Regions from separate parts of the Homo sapiens genome. Here region 2 is linked to region 1. The links are chromatin loops, found by intact Hi-C in ENCODE. Cell type or tissue: PC-9. All regions are shown on one strand.

Region 1 (8,000 bases):
TCAGATCCTTTCCCATTTTTAAGTTGAGTTATTTGCCTTTTTTATTATTGAGTTGTAAAATTTATTTATGTATGCTAGATACATGTCTTTGATCAGACATGTGAACAGCAAACATTTTCTCTTCTGTGGGTTTTTTCTCTTCTGTCACTTTCTTTACTGAAGTCCTTCAAAGCGTAGAAGCTTTCAACGTTGCTGTTTCCCAGTTTATCTCCTTTTCCTTTGTTGCTTTGCTGTTGGTGTCATCTCTAAATCCCTGGGGTTTTAATTTGCATTTCCCTAATGACTGATGATATTGAGCTTCTTTTAATTTGCTTATTTGGCATTTATATATCTTTGGTGAAATGTCTGTTTAAAACGTATGCCCATTTTTAATTGGGTGTTTTTTCTTGTTTTTATTGAGTTGTAAAAGTTCTTTATATATTCTACACACAAGTCCTCTGCTGGATATCGAGTTTGCAAATATTTCCTCCCAGACTGTGACTTACCTTTTCATTTCTTAACAGTTTCTTTTGAAGACCAAGCTTTTTTTTTTTTATTGCAGTGAAGTCCAATTTGCTGATTTTTTCTTCACTTAGAGTTCATGCTTTTGGCGTCACATTTAAGAAATATTTGCCAAATTCAAGGCCATTAAGAGCTTTTCTAGAAGTTGTACCTATTTAGCTCTTACATGGGTTCTGTGATCTAGTCCCAGTTAGTTTTGTAGATACTCTGAAATGGAGGCAGAGGTTCATTCTTTTGCATATTATCCCAGCAGCTTTCTCAGGCAACACTTGTTGAAAGACTATCCTTTCACTCATTGAGTGGCTTTGGCATCTTTGTCAAAAATTGATTGCCCACATATGTGTGGGTCTACTTTGAGACTCTCTTCTAGTTTGTCAATTTATGTGTCTCTCTTGACACTGGTACCCATTGTTTTGATTACTCTTGCTTTATAATAAGTGTTGAAATCTAATAGAGTAAGTCCTTCCGCTTTGCTTTGCTTTTTGGTGATGTGAGTGGGATAGTTTGTATTGGATGACACTCCCTGTGTGCTGTATGTCAGGGCCCTGCCCATTGAATGTCAGAGCATTGTCAGTCATTCTCATGACCAAAAACATCCCCCACCAGATTTTCAAATGTTCTGACCAGGGACAATACCCTCTTAAGAGAATTTCTTCTCTAAAGGAACAAGAATCAGAATGACATCAGCGGCACTAGGTAATGGAGGAAAATGGAGCAAACCTTTCCATGGTCTGAGGAAACTGATTTGTAACCCGGAATTCTATACCCAGCCAAACTACCAATCAAATCTGAGGGCAAAGTAAATACTTTCAGACACACAAGGACTCAGAGACCTACCCATAGGCTGTGTCTGGCAGAATTGCCTGAGGATATACTCTGCAAAGTAGAAAATGAACCCAAGAAAGACAATACACAGGATCCAAGAAAGAGTGGACTCAATCCAGAAGTGTAATGCCAAGAAATCCCTGATAATAGCTGTGTAGCAGGCCCAGGAAGTAGCCAGCCCAAATTATAATAGTGAGTCAGAGAGTGCTCAGGGGAAGGTTTTTAAGGAAAAAAATGAATTTCTTATAAAAAGGACAATATTAAAAAGATTGATGATCTTACCAAGAAGCTGGATGTGAATAATAATAGGAAAATTCACAAATGATTTTACATAGTATACTTCCCCTTTCTCTGTTTCCTCCTCCATATTTTTGTAACCTTTATTTTTTTGGAGTGCACACTCACATCTTCCTTTCTGCAATTGAATTTAAATTACTTGGCCTCGAATTTATCACATTGGAAATGCCGGTTATCAGTTTTTTCAGGTGGCAGAACGTATCTGTATACAAAGCCGGGAGACCTTAACTAGAGTTACAGACTAGCATGCACATCCTATAAATCCTAACGAGGTCAAAGGACTGGTGTCAAGATGGGAGAGGAAGGGAAGGGAAGGGAAGGAGAATGTCCTGGGTCACCTCCCAGGGAAACATTCTGAGAGGGAGGTTTGCACACAGGAGGTTTCTTGGGGAGAGCTCAGGGGCCAGCACCAGCGAGGGAGAGAAGAGGCAGGATTGGCAGAGGGAGAGGCTGGGCCACAGTGTGAATCCTACAGAGGCTTGGCTAATCCCACGGGAGCTCTGGAGCTAGGATGACCCTGCAGAGTTGCCCAAATTGAGGCAAGGGGGCCAGGCTGTTGTCCTCCTGCATGGACCAGTCACTAGTTGGGGGCTGCCCTGGGAAGGGGAATGTAACCTTGAAGATTCCATCAGCACAGGGCAATTTCCTGAGACGGTCTTTGCTGAGCTGGTGCGAGGCGAGGGCCTCACCTTGAAGGGGGAATCTGGGCAGCAACCACAGCATCCATGACACGGTGCTTCAAGGACTCTAGAGGCTCTGATTCTTTTATTGCACATCGTGGGAATTTAGATGAGAGACTGCAGCTGAACTGGACGGCCTTTAACTGCTCTGACGTCTTGGTGCTGCCAGCCGAGTGAAAGCAATCCACCCTGTCCCTCTGTGTCTCATCTGCCCTCTGCTCATCAGTGTTCCTATGTCCGGGGCCATGTGGTGAGACTGGGAGAGACCCCTGGGTGCCCAAGAGCCCCGAGTCCAGTCCAGAAGCAGGTGGGAAGCCAATTAACTCACTGCATGCGGGGGTCAGAGCAGGGAGGCTGGAGGACCAGGCCACAGGGCTTTTATGTGGGGCCCTGTGGGATGGCCCTGGCCTGTGCCTGCTCATCCCCCTTGCTCATTCTCTGTCTCCATGTGAGAACTCTTAAAGAGCATGGGCCCAGAGCCTGGCCACAGTCGATGCTCGGCCACATTTACTAAAGGAGTGGCTGGCTGAGGCTCTTTGAGGAAGAGGCCTCCCTTCTCTGGTGGGGACAGGCATTGTTCCTCCCTCGTTTGGGAGCCAGGAAGGAGGGTGGACTTGGCCCCATTGCTGGTGGCAGACTCCCCTATAACCTCCAGCTCCGGGGAGCTGGCTGTCGCTGGAACACCCCCGAGTCCCAGGAATGGAAAGCAAGGCAGATGAGTGAGGCAGAGGGAGAGGACAGGCCCGAGGGGCTCCCTGCTCCCACTCCTACTGCCTAAAGAGGAGTCCAGGGATCCTGGCCGGAAGGAGCAGGGAGTGGGCCAGGAAGGCCACTGTTGTTGTTCACCACCTATGCCCTGAGGATCTCTCTGCTTGCCTCAGAGCCTGGGGAATGGCAATTCCAGGAGGACAGGGCCCTGCCTAGGCCTCGGGTGCAGTGCTCCTGCCTGGAGGCTCGAACAGCACCTTGTCGGCCTGTTGTCATCTTCTGCCCTGGCCAAGCCTGGAAGCTCCTGAAAGGCAGGGCTGAGGCCTCCTCCCCTTATGGTGTCTGGTGTCATCCGGGCCTGGTACAGATTGGGTGTTCTGTCTGCTGAGTGGCAAGGTGACCTGCCTCAGGGAGCAAGGAGGTAGTGCAGAGATGGAGATGTGGGGTCATCTTCAATCGGGAACAGCTGGAAGGGGTGTCTGGGGGCTCCACATGGGCATTGAGCATAGAAAGGGAGCCTGGCTGCTCCTTCCCCAACCCCTGCAGCTCTGTCCATCAGCCATGATCCTCACTGACAGGCACCAGGGTTTAGAGTTACCTTCCCTCCAGCCCCAAACACTGGCAGAGACCCGTGCGCAACTGCAGGGTCAGGCCTCCCATAAGGTCATGAGAAGCCTGGGCTACACGGATCCCTTTTTGGGAAGCTCCTCAGGTATTATCAAATGAGGAGATATTAGATTAGAGTGGCAAAGATGTTGGTATATTTTCAATTTATAAACCAAAATGATCAATGATTTGTACATGTACAAATAGGATGGTATCTGATGGTGTTCTTCAAAAGGTGATGATAAGATTTATAAAGATAACATTAATCTTGAGAACAGGACGTGTCTTAGAAATGAGGGACAATTTTAAAGTTGTGTTGAGCTTTCATTTAGGGTGGTGTGTGTATGATCTCATCCTCGTATAACAGTCCTTGGGGAACTTGAGGCTTCCACTACATGGCCCCACTACCATTCTGGGCCCTGCCCGTGGGACAGCCAAGGTGGGACACCGAAGGAGGCCTGAGGACCCTGGAGGGTCTGAGGTCTCTCTATGCAGTCTCCTCCTCTCCTGGGGATGGAGGGATAGCAACAAACATAAATATGGAACACCAAGTGTCAGTGAAGCTGGTGTAACAAAGGCAATGCCACCCGCATGTAAATAACAGCTTTAAAAATATATGAGATGTAGCTAAAGCTTTACCCAGAGGTAAATTTATAGCCTTAAATGCATTTGCTAGAAAATGGAACTGTAGAAATAAGCCAGCTCAAGTCAAGGAGATAGAAAAGTGAGTTTAGCCCCAAAGAAACTTGGGGTATGAAAATTACAAAGATTAAGAAAATAATCAACAAATGGAAAATATTTTGGCTGAGGAAAGGTAGGCTCCAAGGGGTAAAACAAATTGCTGCAGATCTCAACGCCGAGCAGAGGCGGGGCTTCCCTCCACAGATTATCAGTTCCCCACCGCAAGTGTGAGTGGTGGGTTGGGCCCCTGAGCCTTGGCAGCTCAGCAAATAGAACCATGGAGGCTTCAGGGCCACCTTCTGGTTGCAACTGGGAAGGGACGGCCGGGGAAACGTCTTGCTTCTACAAGTACAAAACATTCCCAGTGTTTTATTTTATTATTTTATTGGTATTTTTGTAGAGCCAGGGTCTCGCTCTTTTGCCCAGGCTGGTTTCAAACTCCTGGGCTCAAGCGATCCTCCTGCCTCGGCCTCCCAAAGTGCTGGGATTAGAGGCGTGAGCCTCCGCACCCTGCCCATACCCAGTGTTTTGGTAGACTCAGATCAATAAGAAATGCCAATGTTCTCGTGAGTGTGTTGATTTTTTATTTACACTTTTCCTAAAATCGTCCGCTGATGGATTCGAGATGTATTTCACGGAATCGCTTCCGATTTAAGGCGCCCGAGGCGGCCGGAGAAGGATGGAGCTGTCCCCCGACGCCTGGTGCGGGGGCGCGGGACCCAGGGGCGGTCCCAGCAGGCGGCGCCCTCCCCGCCCTCTTCCCGCGCCGCGGCCGGCACTTTGCAAAACTCCTCGCCTGCCCGCTGCGGCCGCAGCTCCGCGCCCTGCCGCCCCGGCGCGTCCGCGGGGCAGCGGGCGGCGGAGCGCGGCGGCGCGGGGAGCAGGAGGCGCGGGGGCCCCGGGGGCGGCGCCGGCGGAGGCGGGAGCCGAGGCGGGGCCGCGGCAGCCCCGCGCCGCGCCGAGCCGCCGTCCCCGCCGCGCAGCCATGGCCGCGCCGCCGCCGCCCCGCCGCCCGCTCGCCTGAGGCGCGGCCGGCCTCCGGGCGGGGGGCCATGGCCAGCGCCGCCGAGCCCCCCGGCCAGGCGGCCGAGTACCTGCAGGAGCTGACCCGGATCGTCGCCGCGCAGCAGGAGCTGCTGGCGCGCCGGCGACGGCGCATCGAGGAGCTGGAGCGCCAAGTGGCGCGGCTGAGCCGGGAGAACGCCGGCCTGCTGGAGCGACACCGGCGACACCTGGCCGCGTGCGCCCGCCGCCCCGACCCGGGCCCCGGCCCCGGCCCGCAGCCGCTCGGCGCCATCCCGGAGCTCGGCGGCCGCCGCGACAAGTAAGCGGGGCCCGGGGCGGCGGGCGTGTCGGGGACGTGGGAACTTCTTGGGGTCCGCGGCTTCCCTCGGGGCTTGGCGGGGAGGTGGGCGGGTGCGGGAGGGCGCGTGGCCGGCCCGGGAGCGCCCACACCCGCCGCCAGACCCCCAGGGGCTCCCTGGGATTCTCTGGCGGGGTCGCCGCCCAGATCCGGAGCTCGATCTCGGGTGGGGACTGGGTTCCCTGGAAAAGGGCTCCAGGGAGCTGCTCAGCGCTCCCGCCGGCCTGGCTCTGCGCTGCGGCGCGGACTCAGGGTTGGCGACCCCCGGGGCTCGGACGAGCCGGGCGGAGGTCTGTCCGGGGAGCGGACCTAGGTCTCGGAGCAGCAGGGCGAGAACTTCCGACCCAGAGATCCCGAGACCGGTAGGGAGGGGTCGCGGGCCGCGCGGATCCCGCCCTGGAGCGGGCCTGGGTCGCTTGCGGGTTGCGGTGTCCCTGGAATGGACTCTGCGCTGTGTCCAGTCCGGGACGCGCAGAGCCCTCTTCTGTGGACGCCTCTGTCTCTTACTTCAAGGCTGGGGTTAATTCCCGACTGCCTCGCCCTGGGATTACCCGGGGCTATTTCGGACCCAGGATTAAGTGAGGGATGGGGAGAGGTACAGGGCGGGGCTGTCCAGCAGCCCTGGACCCCAGCGTCCCTACCGGCTCGCAGCCCGCCAGCCGGGTTCCCGTTTGCCTCCCATGAGTGTCGGTGTCGAAACCCGGAGCAGCCTCACCGTGTGGACCTTCGGGCGCCCATCTGGGGCAGGACAAGGGGGCTGGGAGGCTTCGGTGTCTCTGGGGCGGGGTTTCTGCTGCTCTGTGCCCTCTGCCTGCCCCTCTGCCTCTCTGTCTTCGGGATCACCCGGGGCCCACTATGGCTTGGCCTGGGGAAGACTAGAAATCACTGTGTGGTTGGGGGAGTGGCCGTGGTCAGGGCTTCAGGACAGTCTTCCTGCTGGGCGGCCCTTCCAGGGTGGAAATGGGGGAGGAGTTAGCTGTGGCCCCAGAAGGTGGGGTGGTTCCTGATTCCCAGGAGTCCCAGTACTGTCATGGAAACCCGAGTTTCCCACCCCAGGGGGGCTGCAGCGACTGTGGCCATGGGACAGGCCCTGTCTGCTGCCCTGCCTGGAGGGTGTGCTGGCTCTGGGCGGTGCGGGTGGGGCTGGGGGGCTCTTTGGAGGAGGAGCATTGTGAGGATGGGGTCGGGCTGTGGGTGAACACATACATGGCTCTGTGCGTGGCAGGCGTGGGTGTCAGGCTCTTGCTCTCTGTGAATGGAGAAGGAGGAGCGGGACGTGTGTATAGCTCCTAACTGGTGTCACTGGGAGGAAGCAGAGACCCCGCCCACTGCCTGTCTGGGCCCCACTCCTGGCCCTCCGGAGTCTCTGAGACTCCCTTCACTCTTCAGTCCTGCCACAGCAGCTGTGGGTCTCCCGGAGCTGGTCTCACAGGGGCCCGGGCCCTTTCTCCCACACCAGGACCAAAAGAGAAGCTGGGGCTGCCCAAGGAAAGTCCTCAGCAGCTTGGGGAGGCGGCACCAGGGCAGGTCCCAAGTCCCTGCTTTCATGGGAAGCAGTGACACGTTGGTCAGCACATGCCTCACAACACCACCCTGGGGAATGGCTTCCTTTTTCCCTTCAGCGTCACCCCTGGTGACCACGCAGGGGACAGGAGGATGCTGAGAGGGAGCACGTCGTCCTTCCGTGGGGCATCCCCCTGGGTTGCATCCAGGCAGCCGCCTTGGCCGGGAAGCCGGGATGGGAAGGCTGGGATTTTGTTTCAGAAGTCCCTGGTTCTGTGTCCACCTGGCTTCCCCTTAGTGGAGACACAGCCAAGGCCTGTGAGGGAGAGCATTGCCTTTAGGGAAAGCAGAGTGGCAGCACAGTCCTCAGCCCACGGTCTAGGTCAAGCACAGCTTCCAAACTTGAATGTGTACACCAGGAGTCTGGGAATCTTGCTACAATGCAGATGCTGAGCCAGTGGGTCTGGGGTGGGCTGGAGTCTGCATCTCTAGCCAGCTCCTAGGACACCCGCTGCTGCTGGGCCCGGACCCCAGGGTGAGCAGTGAGGCTGTGGGGAGTCTTGGTGTGAGCAGGAGCTGTGGGTGGGTTCCCTTCAAGATGGAGCAGCCGGACCCATTTTTGTGCATCTGATTCACTCCCTAGTCTTTTGGGAAGGAGAATGCTGGAGTCTCCTCCCCTCACAGGAGACTCACAGGGACGGGGGCATCACATGGCCTGCTCACATGCGTGGGGTTCTGGGCCCCCCCGGGGCTGCTCAGCAAACCATGGATTGGATGTATCCCACTGCCCATCTGCAGAGCAAGGTGATTTATGCCTAAGGAACATGGGATAACCA
Region 2 (8,000 bases), 170 kb after region 1:
TTCCAAGGTCACATATTTGTAATTCTTTTTTTTTTTTTTTTTTGAGACGATGTCTCACTCTGTCACCCAGGCTGGAGTGCAGTGACGTGATCTTGGTCCACTGCGACCTCCACTTTCTGTGTTCAAGTGATTCTCCTGCCTCAGCCTCCTGAGTAGCTGGGATTACGGGCACCCACCACCATGCCAGGCTAATTTTTTGTATTTTTAGTAGAGACAGGGTTTCACCATGTTGCCCAGGCCGATATTGAACTCCTGGCCTCAGGTGATCCACCTGCCTCTGCCTCCCAAATTGTTGGGATTACAGGCATGAGCCACTGCACCTGGCATATATTTTTTTATTTTAAAAAATGTCAGACCCAGGGAAAATTTGAAATAACAACACAATAAATACCTATACAGACTTTTCCTGGGTCCCCCACCTGTTAACATCTTCTGTGGCCAGTCCTTCTCTCCCTGTGGGAACATTCACCTGTGTCCCCCTTTTGCCCACCTGCAGGCCATGAGTGCCGTGACACCCCACCTGTAATTCTTGGGCATATATCCCCTGAGAACAGGGACACTGTCCTAGAGAGCCACACCCGAGAAAAACACCACCAATTCTGTATCCCCACCCGCATCCTGCAGGTGTAATCAGCAGCACATGCGTGGGTTCTCCTTCAGACTCATTCAAGCCAAAATGAGGCTGAAGTCACTTCTGGCCCAGCCTGGCCCCTCAGCACAGGTGTCTGCTGTCATGTCTGGAGCATTTCCTTCCAGAATCTTCTGTGCATTTGCATCAACAGTGTGTGCACACGCTAAGCCTACTGTATCCCATGTAAGCTTTCTTTTCTCGTGAACAGAGTCTCATCGTATGTGGAGACTTCTGCAGTTGGCTCTGTGCTCCCAGCACGTTTTGACATGAGTCATTTGGTGACCTGCAACTTAGCAAAGGCACTGTAGCACATTTTAGCCAGTCCGCCATGGATGGCCATCGGGGTGCTTCCACTGTTTCGCTTTCACCAACAGCTAGGCACACGTGTGAACAGTTCCGTGTTGTAGCCACCAAGACGGGATGGCCTGGCCAGAGTGCGGGCACACTCCTGTCGTTTGAGTAGCCCCTGCCATGCGGCCCACGCTGGGGGCTGCCCTGGTGACCGTTCTCGACAGTGTAGGAGGCTCTTGGCCCCTCACACCATCACCACTGCCTCACATTCCCACCGCCGCATGCACTTCTCCTCCCCTCCCAGAGGGTGGAGGCCTCGTCTTCTCTCCGCGCCCCACCTCCCTATGCCCAGGGCAGTGCCCACCCCAGGAAACAGTCCTGAGGGGCGGCAGGTGCAGGCTTCTTGCTGTGTGCCAAGCTCTCCTCTAGGTGCTGCACTGCTGCAACTTCCCTCATCTTCACACAGCACCCTGGGTGGGCAAGCGTCATCCCCACTTCACAGATGCACAGGCTGAGGCCCAGAGAGGTCAAGGGGCTGGCCAATATCACACAGCAGTAAGGGGTGAGCAGATTGGCCTCAGGGCCTATGTGTTTACCTGCTGCCTCTTCCATATTGAACCCACCCTGGTCCCCAGCTTCAGCATCAATCAGCCCTTCCTGACTAGCACTTTTTTTTGCCTCCCCCAGACCAAGGCAAAGGGGCAGCCGACCAAGATTCACATCCCTCTCTCTGCTTCCCCCAAGCTGTGTGACCTCAGCTGATTACTTGCCCTCTCTGGGCTTCTGTCTCCTCACTGTAAGGCAGCTAGTGGCAGCCCACACCTGCCACACCAGGCATGCAGCAGGAGCCTGGAAAGAGCAGCAGCTCCCAGAGCAGCTCTAGGCGTGTCTGCTTGCGACCCGGTGACTGATGCTCACAGTGAGTTTATGATGCGCCAGCCGCTTTTTAATCACAGCAGAATGAAATTTGGCACATTCAGAACTGATTCATGTGACAGCATTGTCTCATGTCTCACCAGGCTCTCCCTGGCCTGGCCTCAGTGACGACGTGAACCTCAGTGGTGGCTTCCACTCGTGGGAGCCTCCAGAGTCATTCAGGCTTCCTCCTCCGTGTGTCACCTGGGCCCTGTGGTCAGGCCTGTGTGGCCAGGTCAGGGGAGGGGCATAGGGGCAGGTGGGCCTGCTCGCCCCCGTACCCAAAGCTGCAGGCCAGCAGGCAGCTCCCTGGCCCTGCAGCCCACACTCTGCTGCGGGACCACCTGGCCCACTGTCTGTGCGAGGCTCCTGCCGCATCCACCATGGCAGGTGCTCAGAGGTGCCTGGGGGCCAGCACGCAGTGCCCTCCCTGGGAAGCCCTCCCTGACCACCCTAGACAGACTGTCCTCTTCCTGGCTCTCAGGGCTGGGCAGAGCTTTTTCCGGACGTCTCTTTGTTGATTGGTTGTCAGTCCCTCTCACTGAGAGTGAGCGCCACCTCCCATGCAGCACTGCACATGTGCCGGGGACTCTTCCGGACTGTTGGCAGGTGTTACCAGTCTTGCCTCCCTTTTCAGAGGGAGAGGTCGGGGAATTGCCCAAGGTCACCCAGCTGGTTTGGCTGGGCTGGCTAGTGACCTCCGCGCTTGCTGCCCTGTCCACTGCAGAGCTCCAGCATGGGAGTCCTTCCAGGCACCTGCCGTGGTGAATGTTGAACTTAGAGCAGGGGCCAGGAGGAAGCCGCTAACTCCCTCTGTGTGTTTGCATTAGGGTTACAGATGTCAGGAATGGCTCCAGGGGAGGTGACAGTTCAGGTGCCTTGGAGGCTGAGTAGGAGTCCAGCTGGGAGATGGAAGGCAGGGCAGCCCACCAGGGGAACAGCGTGTGCAAAGCGGGCAAGTGCAGGGAACAGCAATGAGGGTGCAGGGGCTGGGGCAAGGAGAGGAGATGGGAGGGCTGTCCAGGGCAATGGCAGGGGATGCTGTAGAAAACAAAATCACCCAGTGTATTAGTCTGCTGGGAGTCCTATAATAATCTACTGGAGACTTGTGGGGGCTTAAACTACGGGAATATATTTCTCAGTTCTGGAGGCTGAAAGTCCAAGATCAAGGTCAGGTTGCTGGTGGATTGGGTTCCTGGCGAGTGCCTTTTTCCTGGTTCACAGACGGCTGCCTTCTCGCTGTGTCCTCACATGGCAGAGAGAGGGAAGTTTGATGCCTCTTTTTCTTCTTATGAGGACACTGATATCATCATGGGGACTCTACTCCCATGACCTCATCTCAGCGTAATCACCTCCCAAAGGCCCCACCCCCAAATACTGTCACATTGGGGGTTAGGGCTTCAGCATATGAATTCTAAAGGAACACAAACATTCAGTCCCTAACACTCAGCTCTCAATTAGAAGGAGTTTAGCCCAGGGGTCAGGTGCTTACCCGCAGTGGGAAGTTTGCAGGTACAGACTCTTGGAGGGCCTCCAGGAACAATCCCAGAATAGCCCTGCAGAACTGGCCTGGCCAGCGAGCTGCAGCCTCGGCCCCATCAGGAAGGTGGGGTCAGGAGGCTGTCAGTCTAAGGATGAGAAAGCCACCAGCAGCCCCTCACCACCCACGAGGCTGCCAAGGTAGCAGAGCAGTAGCCTCACCTCACTTAGGCATTACAGCTCTCTCTAATGAGAAGCAGGAAGGAGCCAAGCTAGTGGGGTGTGGTGAGCCCTGGGCACACTGGGGAGGTGGGCTGAGGATCAGAAAACGTAAGTCAGGACAGAACTCTCCTCCCAGACTCAGCTGTATGGTACCTGGGAAATGCAGTGTTTTGCTCTCCAGCCTCTGCAGGGCAGGAGCTGTGCTGGGGCAGTGGGCATGAGCACTCTCTGGCGCACTTTGCTGGGTGGCAGGGGCCCTGGCCGTTCCTCTTAGTTTCTCACCCACTTTCTGAACTCTCATCTTCATGCTCCTCCAACCACCCTGTTTTTTCTTATGGGGGTGACAGCTGGTGCGGTAATTCCCCCCAGGCATCGTCATTGTTTACTGCTGAGCTGGCTGTCTGTTTCCTGGGTAAGCTCTTTAAGACAGGGTTCATTTACTTCGGCCCTTTAATTGGTGTCCCGACTCACCCAGTGTAAATCTCCACACCCGTGACAGGAAGTGCAGAGCATAAATCTCAGGCGGCTGAGGCTGGGGAAGCTGGCTCTTGCAGATGCTCAGCAGCCTGGAAAGCCCCTGTGTCCCCAAGGTAGCAGGCAGGGCTTTTGTGTTCAAGAAGGCCAGAGTGAGATGTCAGGCTCAGGTGGTAAGGGGTGTGGTGGGTGTGCAGAATCAGGCCTGTGGAAGACAGAGTCAGGACAGTTTGGTTGAAACGAAGTCTCGCTCTGTTGCCAGGCTGGAGTGCAATGGCGCGATCTCGGCTCGCTGCAACCTCGGCCTCCCGGGTTCAAACGATTCTCCTGCCTCAGCCTCCCAAGTAGTTGGGATTACAGGCATGCACCACCACGCCTAGCTAATCTTTGTATTTTTAGTAGAGACGGGATTTCACCATGTTGGCTAAGGTGGTCTCGATCTCCTGACCTCGTGATCCTCCCGCCTTGGCCTCCCAAAGTGCTGGGATTTCAGGTGTGAGCCACCGCGCCCGGCCGGGTTTCTTTAACTACAAAATGTTTCAGGCCTACGGAAAATAAAAATGATAGCCTAATACTGCTATAACACCTCCTATATGCCCGGCACCATTCTAAGCACTTCATAAACAAAAACGAATTTAATCCAGCCGGGTACCGTGGCTCACGCCTGTAATCCCAGCACTTTGGGGGGCCAAGGCAGGCAGATTGCCTGAGGTCAGGAGTTCGAGACCAGCCTGGCCAACATGGGAAACCTTCTCTCTACTAAAAATACAAAAACTAGCCGGGTGTGGTGGTGCCCATCTGTAATCTCAGCTACTGGGGAGGCTGAGGCAGGAGAATCGCTTGAACCTGGGAGGTGGAGGTTACAGTGAGCCGAGATCACGCCACTGCACTCAAGCCTGAGCGACAGCTAGACTCCGTCTCAAAAAAAAAAAAAAAAAAGAATTTATCCCTTGTAACAGCCTGTATTAGGCCATTCTTGCACCGCTATAAAGAAATTCCTGAGACTGGGTAATTTATTTAAAAAAAAAAAAAGGTTTAATCAGCTCATGGTTCTGCAGGCTATACGGGAAGCATGGTGGCATCTGCTCAGCTTCTAGGGAGGCCTCAGGGAGCTTCCACTCATGGTGGAAGGTGAAGGAAGAGAAAGGGCAGGGGAGGAGAGGGGAGCAGGAGAGAGAGAGGAGGGTCACACACCTCTAAATGACCGGATCTTGCCAGAACTCACTATCAGGAAGACAGCATCAAGCATGAGGGATCCACCCGTATGACCCAAACACCACCCAGCAGGCCCCACCTCCAGCATTGGGGATGACATTTCAACATGAGATTTGGGTGGGGACAAATATCACAGCCTCTGGGGGCAGGTGCAGTTTCTTTAAGCAGTTTTGGACCCGGGGAGTGGCAGAGCTTGGATATGAGCTCAGGTTACCTGATCGAGGGCTCTGTCTATCCACACACTCACCACCCAGATTGGCTGGTATTTGTATTTCACCTTATTTCCTTCATCTCTCTTCTTTTAAGAAAGAAAAAGAAGAAGAAAAAAGAGTGGTGGGAGAATGGGAGGGAGGAGGGGGGCCTCGGCTGCTCATAGCTTCCCCACCCTCCCCCAGGTGGACCGTCCTTATGTCACAGCCTCCACCTTCACCATGCAGCATTGCGCATGCCAGTCCCTCGGTAATGCCTGTACACCACCCCGCGATTCCCCAGTGAGAGTCATTCTGCCCACGCTCTGGCCATCCCCTTCCATGTTGGTGGTTGGAGGCCACTGGAGCTGCCTCTGGGAGCTGTTTGGACGCATGCATCCATGGCCAGGCCCCAGGACGCATTGACCATGTGATGCCTGAACTTGTAGAGGCCACACTGTCTCTGACTGATGTCCTGTCCACTGTTTACCGCATTTGCCTTCAAGACGTTTCACTCGGGGGCCATGACCTGCAGGTCCCCCTACCCCATCTCCAGCAGAGGGGCTGTGTGATCCACAGGCTTCTGTTTTATTTGTGAGATTTACACACATTCTCTCAGATGATGCTTATCTGGTTGCGACTTACCCTTTTTGATTCACTGATGTGTTTTTAAGTTTTGTCCATGCTAAGCAGACCCAAATGGCAAACACACAGGAGCAATGAGGTTGCTGCTGGGTTTTCTACCCTGGAGCCACTCAGCTCAGGATTCCAAACTCAGAGGGATGAGTTTGTCCACCCAGGGCCTTGGCTGACTTGCCCACCAAGTCTAGCTCACAATGTAGGGGGGTGTTTCGTCAAAAGGAGAATCTTGGCAAGAGGAAACATGAGTGCTATGTGGCTAAAAAAAAAAATAGAATGTGCATGCCCATTGCCGCTGGTGGAGATACAAATGGGACGTGGTGTCTGGAAGGCAGTGCAGGCGCTTGCACTGAGAGCCCCAAAAATGGCCACATGTTTCCACCCATAATTCTGCTTCTTGAAATGTTCCTGAAGGAAATCCACTAGATAAAAATAAGAAAATGCCTCACCACACTGCTTTATGATCACAAAATGTTAGCAATAACAAAACTTAGGGATTCCATGTCATGATTTATATTACAGCCACATGTGTGGGTATAAGGGCGTTGTTAGAAATTAGGGTTTTAAAAAATGAGGGGAAAGAATGTTTGTGAAATAATGGTCAGTGAACAAAGTGGAAGGCAAAGCTAAAAACTCTATAGCGTGGACATCAATTACGGAAAAACAATCCCCTGGGGAAATTCGCAGAAAGGTAGACTGGTGGGTTCCAGGCGGTGGGGTTATGAGTGATTCTTTTTTTTCCTTTATGCTTTTTTATAATTTTTTTGTTTGCTAGGTGTAAATAGCCATAAGATACGAGTGGCAGCATGCGGGGCTGCTCCCCGGCGCCCTCTGGGCTGGAGTCCGGAGCTCACTCAGGCCATGGCTGGCCAGGCTGGTGTGCAGCAGGCATGAGCTCAGCAAGTGCCCTGGGGAGGGAGCAGGCCGCTGGGCGTTCCGGACATGTATGGCTGGCCTGATTTTGAAGCAAGGACCGCATCACCGTGTCTGTGCCCACTGGGGCTTAACTGGATCATGAGACCCAGCGGCCCAGGGGCGGGATTCTGCTGGTCAATTGAGTGGTCCCCACCAGGGTCTCGGGCCTAGGGAAATGGGGCCCACTGGGAAGAGGTTATAGACCACCATGATGCCAGTAGAAATTATACCTGTTGTTGTATTTTGGGTTCCAACTTGGTGCTGAGCAAAGCCTCTTCTTGGAATGTGTATGATGAAACCAGCCTTGGTTGAAATCTGAAATCTGCCACTTACCAGCTCTGTGGCCTTGGGCAAGTGACTTAACCGCTCTGAGCCTGTTTCTCCATGTGTAATATGGAGATGACACTTGCCAGAACTGGTACTGGAAAGATTAAACATCTCGGAAGCATCTAACACTGCGTGCTGTATAGTAGGCACTTAATTAACTATAGCAACCGCAGGGGGCATGGTCCTGTTGGCAATGGCCGCTGCCTTAACTTGCCTGAATAATTTATAGAGGATCTAGACCTCAAAGCTTGTAAGTAGGAAAGGGCTTTGTTTTTCTCTAGCCTCTGCCCTGACCATCTGTGCATGGGTCTTCTGGTTTCAGGAATACCTCTTGTGCAGATCCTACAGTCTATAGACATCTCTCGGGAGTGGATGGAGGCCCCCAGGTTTCTGTCCCTGGTGGTCACCAGAGCCACTCTGTGCCTTCTCCACATCAAAAAGGACACGGGCCATGAGATACGGCCAGGGTTCTGCCAGCTTTGTGGTGTCTCACAAGTTCACTGTTACTTTTCCTTGGCATTTCATGATGATTTAAGCCATTCTAGAAAACCACCCAAGTCTTTTACTATTTTCATCATTCCCACAAAATCTGCACAGTTGGTTAACTTTAATGGGCCGTGGAGCTGGCATGTGGTGTCTCTTCTCAAACAGTCTTAAAATGATGTATTTTGGATAGAAAAATGTATGTTAACGATTTTAAGGTC

Evidence for each region. Peaks named below come from ENCODE experiments on the same cell type or tissue, not always from the same donor. Only the 100,000 strongest peaks of a DNase experiment are listed, where the experiment ranks them.
Region 2: a loop joins it to region 1, with 3 times the contacts of the local background. A loop is called at or near these places in 3 of 110 quality-filtered maps.

Annotation. Positions count from the first base shown.
Region 1 is chr3:13,280,333-13,288,332 of GRCh38, reverse strand. It overlaps a transcript of IQSEC1 not described here. Among named protein-coding and RNA genes, the nearest start is that of NUP210, 140 kb to the left of the region's middle. In PC-9, CTCF peaks have their summits at 4,602 (motif pointing left) and 4,806; a DNase peak (open chromatin) is centred at 6,592; H3K4me3 peaks cover 2,380 bases.
Region 2 is chr3:13,106,836-13,114,835 of GRCh38, reverse strand. It overlaps a transcript of IQSEC1 not described here. Among named protein-coding and RNA genes, the nearest start is that of IQSEC1, 37 kb to the right of the region's middle. RefSeq lists an enhancer at 3,864-4,203. In PC-9, a CTCF peak has its summit at 6,850; DNase peaks (open chromatin) are centred at 1,875, 2,495, 3,295 and 3,995; H3K4me3 peaks cover 1,715 bases; H3K27ac peaks cover 5,356 bases.